2 separate regions of the Homo sapiens genome follow, and region 1 is linked to region 2. The links are chromatin contacts, found by Hi-C in ENCODE. All regions are on one chromosome and are shown on one strand. Each heading gives the region's core, a stretch centred on a gene start or an enhancer-like site at or near the end of the contact. The rest is flanking DNA. Distances are from core to core; before and after follow the strand shown. Region 1 has its middle 11 kb from the start of LINC01307. Region 2 overlaps CDC14A (cell division cycle 14A).

Region 1 (6,874 bases), core at 1,318-3,817, 860 kb after region 2:
AGGGCTGCAGCAGCCTTCGCGGTTCCGCATTGAGCTCCTTCCTGCAGCCCTCTGCGGAGGTCACGGCCACGTGTGGGCAGGGAAGGCCCCCTACCCACTTCCTCATTCGGACCCGTCACCTTTAGCCGGCGACCACCTTTTGATCTCTTGTGTTGCACTTGTGTCCCCCGTTTCTCCTCCAGCTTCCCTGGAGTCCCTCATTGTGGAGCTGTTCACGGCCCCAGTCCCTGCACAGCGGGGTTTTGCACGAAAGAGGCCGTGAGGGCCAGAACTTAGTACAGCCTTGAATACTGGGGCGGGGAATGGGGGTAAGAAAAACAAAACCTCCCCACTGGTCCTCTTCTCTCTCTCTAGCACTGCATATTCATCTTGACACCAAGTCACACCCCCATCAGGAAGTCTGGTTTTGGGGGTAGTGGGCACAGGACGATTTGGGGGATTTTTGCATTTGTTTGAGCTACAGGGAAAGAGAAATATTTAACTCCTGAAAAGAATCAGCATACCAGGTGCCTTATTATACTGTGTGTATGTGCTATTGAGCAGTCTAGAAACCTTTCTGCAGTCGTGTTCTGCAGATTTCATCCCAACAGAAAATTGCATCTTCCAAAAAATGTAGTTCAAAATAATAAGGCTTCATTCATTTTTAAATGACCAGAGCATTTCCTTCTCTCAGGGGAGGGGGGCAGGGAAGGGGATTGTGTGGAGATCTGTACTAGGAAACAAATGCCTATAGGTGTAGGAGAGACATGTTTTATAATTTTAAGAATATACAAGGGACATCTGTTCTCAGTTTACACTGGGATGCTCATATATTTATTCTAAACAAGAAATTCAAATGGAAAAGGCTTCACTGTGCAGGAGAGACAGGAAAAGGAAGAGTGAAATCGTTGAGAGCACGGGTTTTGGTTTTGTGGTGACAGATTCAAGGCAATGAACACACATGATGTTTTGCTCCTCAGGGCCAGGTTGTCTCCAGTGTGTAGTGTATACACATTTAAATGATGGTTTGTAACTGCAGAGTTGTTATCTTGACTTTAGAATAATAAGAAAGAAAATAGAGAAAATGCAAGGGATACTCCACAGCTGTTCTTGATTTGTCACTGTGATACAATCTAGTTTTTTTGTTGTTGTATAGTTTATTTGTTTTATGGTTTTTGCCCTCCCTCACAATGGTCTAAAATTCTGAAGCTTCTCTGTCAGTTTCTGGATAACAGGGAACCATGTCTTCCTACCCTCATTTTGTTTTCATTTCCACAAATTGAAGGTAAAGGTATTTCCCTTCCACTTCATGCCAAGAAGTCAATGCTTGCTGCTGCATCCCCAGAAGAGTGTGACACGTATTAGGAGCTCAAGAAATATTTCCTAAATAAATAAACAATCCCAAGGCTTGTGCTCTTTCCACTGTGCCAACTTCCTTTTGCATCTTGATCCTTCTCACATGGCAACACCTTTTCAACACCTTTTCTGGGTAGGGACCTTCCCCCTCACTAACCACCCAGAGGTTAGACTCCTCTTGGGAGTCAGAAGATTGTGCTGCTTGCTCAAGATCCAGATGGCTTGCACTGTGCAGCTCACAGTAGATCTCTGTCATGCCTTCCAGCTGTCAAAATCCCAGTGGGATACTCTGGCTGGTCCACTTCCAGCTTCTTTCCCTGTCTGACCCCCTTTATAGGCTATATGCCTGGGATCTCCTTGCTCATGTCAAAGTGGGGAAGACGTGGCTTCTGTGGACTTGATGGTCCTACTGAGAAAAGCCAGATGAAACTTCGCTTGAAAGACTAGGGATAAGAAAGCCTACTTGGCATGACAGCATCCAAAATCCATTTGTTGGTCACAAGTTCTGAGATGGTTAATTGTATGTGTCAACTTGACTGGGCTGAGGGATGGCTGGGTAAAGCTGATAAACATAGTTTCCGCTGCTCCACCTGCAACTCTGAGTATTGCCTTCTCTTTAACTGCCACTTTGATACCGCAGCCTTTTGAAGTCCTTTTTCCTATATGTATTTGTAATTTATTTCTGCAACAGTCAATGAGGGTGCAATTACCATTTGAATCAGAAGACCAAGTAAAGAAGGTCCATACTTACCAATGTAGGTGGGAATCATCCAATAATCTGTTCAGTACCTGAGTAGAACAAAGGTAGGGGAAGGAGTTTGCCACCTTTTGCTTCCTGCCTGGTTGCTTGAGCAAGGACGTTGGTCTTTCCCTGCCCTTGTATATATCCTATTGGTTCTATTCCTCTGGAGAACCCTGATTAAATACAAGATTCTTGGGCTCGGTCATTTGAATGTTTCCAGTGGTTTCACCCAGATTCCTTTTAGCATCTATTTAAGTCATTGTGTTTCTAGTGTCCCATGCCCTGTGGTGAAAACTTCTGGGTTCGGGGGGTTGGGTTGGCTTAGGGCTAGGACTGGGCCAGAAATTCAGGGACACGCTACTTGGCTGCTTCCTCCAGCAGCCTGGGCAAGGCCCCTGAGCCTCCTCCTGAACCAATTTTTCAGCCTGACCTGAAATTCTTGTCCAGAACATTAGGACAGTGGGATCTTTAAGCTGGGAGCTTTGATGTTACTTCATGGAGTTCGCCTGTGATGGTTTCCCTTTCACTTTGTAGTAACTCTAAGAGTAGGTTCTAGGAACTAGGTTCTTGCCCGATTCTTTGTGTCTAAGCTCTGCTTATACTGCTGTTCTGGTAACTGAGTCCTAGTCTTGTTACCTACAGGGCCTGAGCTCCTGAACCCTTTCCCTGTACAGGGATCATGGCTCACTGTAGCTTCAAACTCCTGGGCTCAAGGGATCCTCCTGCCTTAGCCTCCCAAAATGCTGGGATTACAGGCATGAGCCACAGCACCTGCCCTCACCTTCTGGCATTTTTTGATCACCTTCTCTCGCCTTCCTTGTGCCCAGTTATCCTGGGACCAGAGTCTTGCTCCTAAATGCTGGACGCTGTGCTGGGTGTCTATTTCTGGGTTCTTCTGATACAATTACTTGGCTCTCTGAGGCAGTGCTCCAGCTGCCCGTCTACCCTGTTGGATGCAACTGGACTTCATGATGTCAGTACTCCCAGGGACTTCTTCCTAGTACTGACTTCACCCAAACAGGTCTGCGTGCCTTCAGGTCCCAGCTGTCCTAGTTTGGCTCATCACTTCAGTCTCACCCCTTCTGACTTTCACACACCTTCAGAGAGACTTCCTTGAGACAGGGTCTTGCTCTGTTGCTCAGGCTGGAGTGCAGTGGTGAGATCATAGCTCGCTGCAACCTCAAACTCCTGGGCTCAAGAGATCTTCCCACCTCAATCGCCCAATTAGCTAGGACTACAGGTATGTGCCAACATGCCCAGCTAATTTTTTATTTTTTTGGAGAGACAGGGTTTCTCTATTTTGCCCAGACTGGTCTTGAACTTCAAGGGCTCAAGTGATCCTCTTACCTTGGCCTTCCAAAATGTTGGGATTACAGGTGTGAGCCACTGCACCTTGCTTAGAGACACTTTCTTTAGAAAAGATTCAGAACACCAATTTGTCCCTAGCACCATTCAGTTTAAAACCCTTCAAAGGTTCCTCATTCCCTTTCAAAGAAAGTTCAAATTCCAAGTTATAATCATCCTTTACCAGATTGTAGTATGATACAGTTTTGTGTAGTGGCTAAGAGCACAGATCCTAGGTTCAGACTGCCTACATTCAAATTCAGGGGCTCCCTTTTAAGCCAGTTGATGTTTCTCAATCTGGGTCCTTGGACAATAGCCAAACAGCAGCAGCAAGCCTCTCCTATCTGCTTGCACACAGGTGGCACAAATTGCTATTGTTTCTATGACAACTGATGGCTTTTTTCCCCCATTTCATAAAAGCCGCCTGTATGGTGGACAGCAGCATGTGGAAGAAATGTGCTAGGCAGGGACTAGCCTGGTAGAACGCCCAAGCAACGTATACCGCGATTTTATTGTCTTCACCAGTCGTGGCTCTTTGTCTCCGAGTTCTGTCATATACTAGCTGTGTGAACTTGCTCTTGGGACTCAGTTTCCTTACCTATAAAATGGTGCTATTTACTCTTAAGGTAGTCAAGAGAATTAAATGAGTTGATATACCTAAAACACTTAGAACAGAATTTGACACATCATAGGCTGTTAGCTGTTATCATTTTTCAAGATTGAATCTCTAGCTGTCCACTTTTACCACATGTTCCACCTAGAGTGAACCACCAGTATTCCCCTTGAACATATCATGGTTTATGTTTATACCTGTTTATGTGTTATTTCAACAACTTGTCTTTCAAAACCCAGCAGGATTTCGGCTTAAGAGAAGTCTTCTTTTGCTTCCTATATGATTTAGATGATTCTACCATACTACACAAGCAACATCTACTATCACGCCATCTTTTAACCTGTAATTGACCTATTCTTTCACCTGCAATACAGGAGTCATCTTCAGAGGAAGGGATGCTTCTCAGTGTTTGAGTCTACAGCACCTAGAACAGTGTTTGCGGAGAGTGAATACTCATTCAGCGAAAGGATTCCATTGCTTGTAAAGTTATGATTATGACCTTGGTTTCCTCAGCTATTAAAGGAGCCAAGCTTGACCCTCCTTTAGCATGACCCAGAGTGGTTCAAGCCAGGAGCTGCTCTGACACTGACTCAGTCCCTGGGTGGTGATGACTCACTGCTGGGGCTTTACCTTCCAGAGCCTCTTCTGATAGATGGGATTTTCTGAAACTTCTTTCCTCCCATTGGATCCATGATTCCAGCACTGTCCTCCACAGCTCAGGGAGAGGGTGCTTTGTTCTGTGGACTGTGCAAAGACCTTCTTGCTGTAGAATGTGTGACTATGACTGAGCTATTCTCAGAGGCTCATCAGAAGTGCTAGAAGAAATACCTTGATTGTCAGAGACGTTTAGTTACCTATAAATATCTCTTTCCTCTTTTACTTAGCAGCAGTAATTTATTCAAAGTAGCAATGAATCCAGCCTAAAGACTGTGTTTTCCATACACCTTGCAGCTAGGTATGGCCATATAATTAGATTCCAGCCAGTGAGTTTTACACGGAAGTGTTGGCTGGTACTTCTGGCAAACCTTTGTAGAAAGGGAAGAGTGTGCCTTTTTCCCTCTTTCCTGCTGTTTGGAATGTGGTTGTGACTGCTGTGGAAATAACAGCCACTGTGGACCCTGAGGCTGAGGCCCTCAGCCTAAAAGTGGAAAGGAAAGCTGAAAGGAGCCTGGGTCCCCAACTATGGCAAAACTCCCATAGCAGCCCAGGTCTGCCAATTTCTGGCTTTTGTCAGGGCTCTTTTTAACTTATTTTAATATTTTATTTCTTACCAAACACCTAGAATTCAAGAAGATAGGGCTCTTTTTGACTCTCTGTCTCATGCGGCTAAGCCAAATCCGACTGATCTGGTGTGCAATTTGTTCTCGTCCCAGCAGGAGCATGCGAAAAGCTTCTGAATGAATTTGGACCATGGCTCAGAATCGAGCCTCAAACCAACCCACTTGCCTGGTGTGAGGTTGTGTTGTTTTGTAGCCTCTGGAAACTTTGCCCTGCGAATGGCTGCCCCCCTGCCTCCTACTGTTTCCATGTGATTCCCAACCTCACTCCCTCAGGTCTCTAGTTTCTTCTACCCTTCATTTGGATTTGACTTTCTGCCTGGTGACAGACCGGCCGCCCAGCTCGTGTCACCCATGGCTTTAACACCAAACCGCTAAGTCTCCACTCCCGGCTCACTGATCTGTATGTACAAACCTTGGATACTCTCAGCTTCCTTCAGTACTGACAAAGCATAAAGAGCAGGAGAGAGACTCCCAGAAGGTCTGCTAACATATCTCTTCTCCATGAGTCAAACAGACCTGAATTTTTACATGAGGTTAATATAGTTAAGGCCACTCTGTCCCATCTCTCAGGCAGATGCGTTCAGTATTGGGTGAGCCACCAGGGATTGCCAGCCATTTAGAGCCTACTGTGGAAGGATGGGGTTACTGATTTATGGGGAAACCATTCTGCAACAGACGCAAAGAGGCCATCAGTTAAGAGAAAGCCATGGCCACCCGGCCTTGGGCTCTATCAGCGTGATCCTTGGCCGTTCAGCCTCACCCTTGGGAACTGTTCCTTTCCCAATGCTAGCCTTCATCACCAATTTAATTATGATTTCTTAGAGATGATTATAGCTTCTCCTGATGAGAACAGATCCCATCAGGCTGAGGTCCACACCTCTGTTGTTGTTACACCTGCTATATATTCTAACAATTCTAACAGCAGAGTCACCCCTGCTGTTCCCCGTAGGATGACGCTGGTGTAAAAAGGTTACCGTTGCTTCAGTGGCCCTTGGAGAGGGGAATTGGGGGTTGAGTCTTTCTCAAAGCATTCCCACATCGAGGCTTGTATTTTAATTAACCCTCAATCCTAAGCAAATATGTGATAGCCCACTTGAAGGGTGCAGATTTGCTTGCTTGGCAGAAATTCAGGGGCTCCCTTTTAAGCCGGTTGATGTTTCTCAATCTGGGTCCTTGGACAATAGCCAAACAGCAGCAGCAAGCCTCTCCTATCTGCTTGCACAAAGGTGGCACAAATTGCTACTGTTTCTATGACAACTGATGGCTTTTTTCCCCCACTTCTTAAAAGCCACCTGTATGATGGACAGCAGCATGTGGAAGAAATGTGCGAGGCAGTGACTAGCCTGGTAGACTGCCCGAGCAATGTATACCGCGATTTTATTGTCTTCACCAGTCGTGGCTCTTTGTCTCCGAGTTCTTTCCATTGTTTGCCATGCAAGTCACATAGAAGGAGGAATAATAGCTGTTAGGCTGAAGGAAGAGAGACCCCAGCAATTTGTATGCAATCTCATTTGAACTCTTGGATTTGGGAAGGCAGTTTTGCTTCCCCCCCTTTTTTTT
Region 2 (7,043 bases), core at 2,039-4,538:
CACATGCTCTTGCTCCCTCCTCCTGCCTGTCAGCTCTTCTTTCTGGTCCACTGTATTTACATGGTTGACTGTTAAGTCCTTCTCAACCCCATGGAAGCTCTTCTCATGTAGCCTTGTGTGGTACTCTGTTTACACATCTGTGTCTTTCCTGTATCTGCGGGTACTTTTGGGCAGCAACTTTGTCTTATTCTTCTTTGTTTGAATAAGTAACCTACTAGCACAGTACACTCATAGTGGGCAGTCATTATTTGTGGAATGAAAGAACTAATGAGTAAATGTGTGAATAATACTAAAAACAGGAGTATAGCACATTTCAAGATATTTTATATGATCTGTTTTCAGTGGAAAGTGCCTAAAACATGTTGATTAAGAATCCATTCTGATTTTGCAGTAATATTCCAAGGGACAAATTTACCATGGTAGACAACTTCTTCAAATGATGTTTCTTTTATCAGCAGCCAATCTATGCTGCAAGAGTGAGGTTTTTTTTTTTTGTTTCTAAGTCAGTTATTTACAACACAGATTGCTAGATGTTTTAATCTAAGACCAGTTCTGTATGGAACATCAATTTAGTTTAATATGTGAGTGGGGACCTATCTCCAGGTTGACTCTGTCATCCTTCACTGCATAAGTAAATTTTCAGATTGACCAGGTGGTGTAGAGTCCTAACAATTGCTCTTTAGCACCTACCTTGAGAAATAGTAAAGTTTGTTAGGCCTCCTGTCTCTCAGCAAGTCACATTGGGTCAAGAGCAGGAGTCAATATTGTTGAACACTGAAGTTATGATGCTTCAAGACTTTGTTTGGATTAGAATTTGTACAGCAAACTAAAATGTAATCTGGATGCTGCTTGGTCTGCCTTCTTTACATGTTGGTGGATTATGGAACTGGAAATAATGGGACTGCCATAGGACTGGGGTCAAGCAGTCCTCAGAATGCAAGTATGTGGGCATGTCCTCACCACCTGGAGCAGTTATGGAAGTACGCCTCCTGTGGCAATTTGAATATTGGAAGAACTATTAGAAGAAGCATTCTCCTGGAGCTGTCTGGTAGTGTTCATTACACCACTCCAAAGCCTCAAGTTTAAGGAAGCAAAATTACTTCCTGGCCACCGCAACTGCAAAAGTGAGGGGACCCAGTGTTTCCGTATCTGTTACACCCATTGCTGGTTCAAAGCTCACGTTGGTTAAGTCTATAAAATGTTTTGAGACTTACCCTGACCTAAACAATTCCCCATGGCTTTTTTTTCTTCCTCTTTAATGATTGTTTGGTATCTTTTCCTTCTTTAATCTCCAAACTTCTTAAGAGAGCAGTCTCGACTCTAATTATGGTCTGGCCTCTACTGAAACTGTTCCTGCTAACACAAGCGTTCGTAAAACCAAGTGGCCATGCTTGTTCTTCTTCCTACTTGGTTTATTCTATGGTCGCTCTCTAATTCGCATTCCTTCCCTGATTTATAATGTGCTGTCTTTTGGATTTCTCCTCCCTCCATGGCTAGCCATCTTTCTCAGCCTCCCTCTCAAATCCTTTCTCTTCCTTTGCCCACCCTGATTTGCTGGGGTTCTTGAGGACCTCATGATTTCTGGTTATACACACTTTGTATGATTAAGTGCATCCAGTTCCAAGTTTCAACAACTATGTTTGTGCTGCTGACTCCAAATCATCTTTGCGTCTTGAACATTGGAGTGGCATCTGCAAATGTGCACTGGATTTTTGCACCCTGCTGTTGTACCAGCAGAGGTGTTCACTGATCTGGACTTTTGGAATGGGCCTCCACATGTTTTCCAACCCCACTGTCTCCCTGCTGTAGCTGATGCTAGCAGAGGTGAAGCAGTCATCCACATGGGACACTCCTCTTTTGCTCCACCACACCGTCTCCCTCAAAAGCAAGTCTAAATTAATAATCTAGAGTTTGATTATTATTTAAAGCCAGATGGCATGTCAACTTAAACCAAATAATTCAAATATTTACTTTGCTTTAAGCTCATAAAGTGCCTGTCCTTACAGCATATTTGCATTTATGTAATACAACTATACTGTCAACACTGTTTTGTTGTTTTAGAAGTTAGGGAAATATAAAGAAGGCACTTTTTAAATGAATTTTAAAATGCCACTGTGGTTCTACCTTATTAAATTTCAAAATAGTCTTTGTGTCACTGTCATTCCTCTTACATACTTTTAGTATCGCATGTTCAAAGTGTAATGTGACTTTTTCTTTAATGGATAAAACGAAGATGAAAATAACATCTACCTCATAGGGTTGCTATGAGAAGTAAGTTGTATAGAATACACTAGTGTTTAACACAGAGTCAGTGGTATCCACATATTTGCTGCCATTTTTGTTACTGTTATTTGTCATTCCCACCTGCCTTTGGACTCTGTAAAAGCATAGAGAATGCTTTTTATTATTTTATGTTTGACACCAAGTTACAGTCCTTGATATATAATAAAGGCTCAGCAAATGTCTAAATGAATGTTGAATTGCGCTTCAAAACTGTTTCTGCATGTTTTCCTAGAAAACACATCTGTTGATATAGGAAATCAACCTTGTAATCGTCAACCTCAAAGACTATCTTTTCTATCTTATTGTAGGTTTGTTACAGTAGTAAAAAGGTCAAATAGTTTTCAGTGTTTGGACAGAAAAATGTATTTGTGACCATTACTATAGAGTCACAAATGCATTTCTTAGAAATCATAAAAATTGGCCGGGTGCAGTGGCTCATGCCTGTAATCCCAGCACTTTGGGAGGCTGAGGTGGGTGGATCATGAGGTCAGGAGTTCGAGACCAGCCTGGCCAACATGGTGAAACCCGGTCTCTACTAAAAATACAAAAAAATTAGTCGGGCCTGGTGGTGTGTGCCTGTAATCCCAGCTACTTGGGAGGCTAAAGCAGGAGAATTGCTTGAACCCGGAGGCAGAGGTTGCAGTGAGCTGAGATCGCACCGTTGCACTCCAGCCTGGGCAACAGAATGCAACTCCATCTCCAGATAAAAAAAAGGAATTGTAAAAATTCATGTTTTTTAGTCAAATTATATTTTGAGTGCACCAGGAGAGTGAGTTATTCAAAAGAAAGCTGTGAATCTTTTGTAGATTGGAGAATCCTATAGCACAGTGAATAACAACACCTAAATGTATCACTTTCAGGAATTCAGATTTTTTTATTTTGGATTTTTCTTACAGTGAAGAACATCTATAGTTTTTTTTGCATAGTATTTGGTAGGTAGTAGGCTTTAGATCAGAAGTGGTAATATCATACTCTTGCCTCATCCTTGCTTAGGTATTTGTTTACAAAATGTGGTAGGGTTGGAAAGTACCTTAAGTTCCTGTCTGATCTAGATTTCTTTGAAGTGTATGTGTGTGTTTAATTAGAAAAACCAACTTGGGTCATATAAAGTATTTTATTATTGATAAACATTGACATTTGTATAATTCACTATGAATAAAGGCACAAATATTAACTTTGGAAGACTACCAAAGTAAGCGTATATTATATTAGGTCAGTTAAAAGCTGTAACTTCCTTATTAATTTTTTCTCAGATTTAGGTCTAAGACCTAAATCTTTTTGTTTATTCCATCAGCCTTATCCTGGCTGCTGAATATAACCCAATATTATCTACTATTTATCTTTTTGGGTAGGAGGATTTGCAAACATATTCTTTTGGTTCTGTGAATGAATGTATCTTAGGGATCCCCTTGCCTCTCTCCATATGATTAATTATAAAAGGTTGCTATTTAACCAAATGGATTTCTGTAATCCAAATAAGCAGATATTGCAGAGCGTATTTATCTAACCTACTTGGTGGTCAAGGATACAGAAATAGTGACCGTAGAAACCTGTTTTCTTTTATTGTTCATAAAGAATTGGTTTTAGTCTCTTGATGATTAGTGCATACCTTTATTCTTGGATTTTCAAATACTGTGTTAAGCTTAATAATTACTTGAGAGATATTGGATAATTAATTTGAGACTTTTATTTAAACAAGCAAATTTTAATTGCCATAATTAGATTCTTTATTTAAGTTGTTATAAATAGAAGCTATGCTTGAGGTTTAATTTCACATGTGCAATCATAACACTCAGGGTTTCTTAGATTTTACTTAGGGCATTTTGGATATTTTTTTTATTTCCTTTGAGACAGAGTCTCACTCTGTGGCCCAAGCTGGAGTGCAATGGTGCAAACTCGGCTCACTGCAACCTTCATCGCTGGGGCTCAAGCAGTTCTCCTGCCTCAGCCTCCCAAGTAGCTGGGACTACAGGCACACACCACCACACCTGGTTAATTTTTTTGTATTTTTAGTAGAGACGGGGTTTCACCATGTTGCCCTGGGTGGTCTTGCACTCCTGAGCTCAGGTGATTCACCTGCATTGGCCTCCCAAAGTGCTGGGATTACAGGCGCGAGCCGCCACGCCCAGCTGGAGATATTATGTTTATTACAACTAGATTAAATGCAGTTCAGATGTTTATAAGATGGTATGCACAGTTTCACATATAACTTTTTATAACTGGGAAAAAAATCTGCATTAAAAAATGACAATTATATTTTATAGCCAAGTTTTGATTTTCATGGAAATGATAATGGGTAATATAAGTAATTAAAGTAATGGCTCCAGTTTTTTTTTGATGGCCATATTCCAATTTGTTTAACAAATATTTATTGTGTTCTTATGGTAGAGTACAGAGTCTATATTGGGTCAGTTTTCTACTGTTGAGGTCCTTGCCATATAATGGGGGGAGAAAGCTTTTTATATGGATGGTAACGGATGGCCCAGTGAAGAGAACAACATTGCTTCCCTGCCCTGAGGATGGAGACAAGGAGGGCAAGGGTAGGGGTAGGTGGGGAGGGGGTGGTGGTGGTAAAGACAGCGTAAGTGAAGAGGTGATATATATATTTTGTGATGCATTGCACAAATGCCTTCTAATGACTGCAAAATTTGGGGTAACCTTACTCGTGCCCCAGTGTCCCATGGTTCGGAGGCACATGGGGAAGGGAAGAAAATGGGGGAGATGATGGAGCCATGGGAATGTGCTTGGCTACTTTCTTGGTCTTCTTAAGCCTTTTCTGAGGATCTCTTAGCGTGTTTAGACTAGAGGCTGATAACTGGTGCTCAAAGTCAGCCAATGGGCATGTTTTATTTGGTTTCACAGGAGTTAAAAACCTAATTTAAAAAGTCAACATTTTAAAAAGAGAGTTTTCACATGAAAATTCAGTTGGAAGATCAGCTGTGTTCAGTTGGCTTTCCTACAAGGTGTCTCATTAGCTGGAGTGGAGGAGCACCTGACTCTATGTATGTCCCTTGCTTGAATCTTGTTATCCTCCAGAGTACAGCTTGGCTGACTCTGGTTTGTGGAATGGATGCGCCAATATCACTCGCTCCTGCCTTTTGCCATTTCCCCCTCTAAAAATCAGCATTGACAAGAGATAACAGCCCTATAAAAAGAGAAAAAAAATTGGAAGTGTATTCATCAGGAGCTTGATATTTACAGATGTTTTTTCATTGTTTAAAATATGTTTACTACATTCATGGAAAGTTTTCATATTTCCCATTTTCTCTTATTTATCGCCAAGACAAGCAATGTTTGTTTCCATTTCATTTCTTTGCAGTGGCCAGGAAACAAACATTTTATGCAAAATACCTCTGCCGTAAATAAAAGTTTCTAAACATTTCATACAGTCTAGACACAAGTTTTTCTAAAGCGGATTGAATTCCTAAATAGCATTTTGAGAATCAGGTGCATGTTTTTATTTTAAGCTATGTTTGTCTACATGTATGTCTAATTAGTACTAAGAGTGAAAAGCAGTTTTATTTGTAAGGGTTTCCTAAATTGTATAAGAATTATAAAATATTTTTCTTCTCTTTTCTTACAAAATTCTGCCAGCGAGTTGAAAATGGTGACTTCAACTGGATTGTTCCAGGAAAATTTTTAGCATTTAGTGGACCACATCCTAAAAGCAAAATTGAGAATGGTAGGTTTTTTTTTCCTTTACCATCCAAACATTTATTTTGATTTATCTTTCTAAGTTTCTTAACTTCCTCAGATAATTATTTTCTTTGGTAATATTCTCCAAAGAATATTTATTCATAATTTAAAAAATTGAACAGTAGTAATAGTGTGTTAAATATTGTATTTCCAGTAGGTGGAGCTATAATCACTGTTTTAGAACTTAACAAATTTTTAGCTTGCCATAAATAGGATGTTCACTTTACCTGACCCCCAATTATTAGAGAAGAATCTGAGAAACAAACTGGTCAAACTCATAAGCAGATTGCTGTATTCTTTCAGTGGTTCTCAGATTTATTTGTTGGTAGAGTGCTACACATCAAGATGTTCTTTGGGTAACACCATGTTGAATAATGATGATGAAGACAATCTGTCATTTACTGAATACTTAGGTGCTAGTTACACAGATCACAGCATTTATCTCTTTTAACACTCAACACAACTCTATGAGATACAGATATTGTTATCTGCATTTTAGGGAGGAGTAAATTGAGCCTTATTAGTAGAGAATTTGCCCAAGGTCACAAAGTAATAGGCAGAACTGGTACTCCAAACCAGAGGAGGGCTCCTAAACATTGCCACTACACTGATACACTTAGTTCCATTGTGACAACTAGGTACAATTTTCTAGCTGACAGTGGTTAAACTACTTATTTGCAGCATAATTTATTGCCATGGGCATACATATTTAGGAAAAAAATAAAAACAAAACTAAAAATAAACCTTTTGAATGAAACATGATCAGCTATGCAAGTTTTCCCATTAAGACTTATTTTGTACTTACTAATTTTTTCTATCTACTAATATTCCCTAGAAAACAAGTAATGATAGACAACAGAGGTTCAAGAATAATTTACAAGAGAAGTACATAAAATTGAAAAAATATCCATGAACAAAATATCCCCCCCCCTTTTTTTTTCTATCTGATCATAGAGGTGGAATACCAGTGTTCTGAGGGAACCTAACTTGAAACCTCTGGTCTAGATTTATTCTTCAGCTGGGCATGGTGGCATGTGCCTGCAATCCCAGCACTTTGGAAGGCT

What was found. A loop is a pair of places that touch in the nucleus more often than their neighbours do. Pooled maps may share reads with other maps.
Region 1: a pooled map shows a loop between it and region 2 (3-fold over the local background). The contact joins two enhancer-like sites. A Hi-C loop is called at or near these places in 1 of 168 maps with a recorded cell type or tissue (tibial artery), 1 of 37 single-sample maps with no recorded cell type and 7 of 50 pooled maps.

Annotation. Positions count from the first base shown.
Region 1 is chr1:101,309,789-101,316,662 of GRCh38, forward strand. No RefSeq gene overlaps it. Among named protein-coding and RNA genes, the nearest start is that of LINC01307, 11 kb to the right of the region's middle. RefSeq lists an enhancer at 2,490-2,569. Within about 2 kb of position 2,568, at least 4 of the 41 ENCODE cell types and tissues checked have a DNase peak (open chromatin) inside an H3K27ac peak, as active enhancers do.
Region 2 is chr1:100,449,528-100,456,570 of GRCh38, forward strand. CDC14A (cell division cycle 14A) reads left to right here. Exons shown (of 16, transcript NM_003672.4): 8 at 5,878-5,965. Among named protein-coding and RNA genes, the nearest start is that of GPR88, 85 kb to the right of the region's middle. Within about 2 kb of position 3,289, at least 4 of the 41 ENCODE cell types and tissues checked have a DNase peak (open chromatin) inside an H3K27ac peak, as active enhancers do.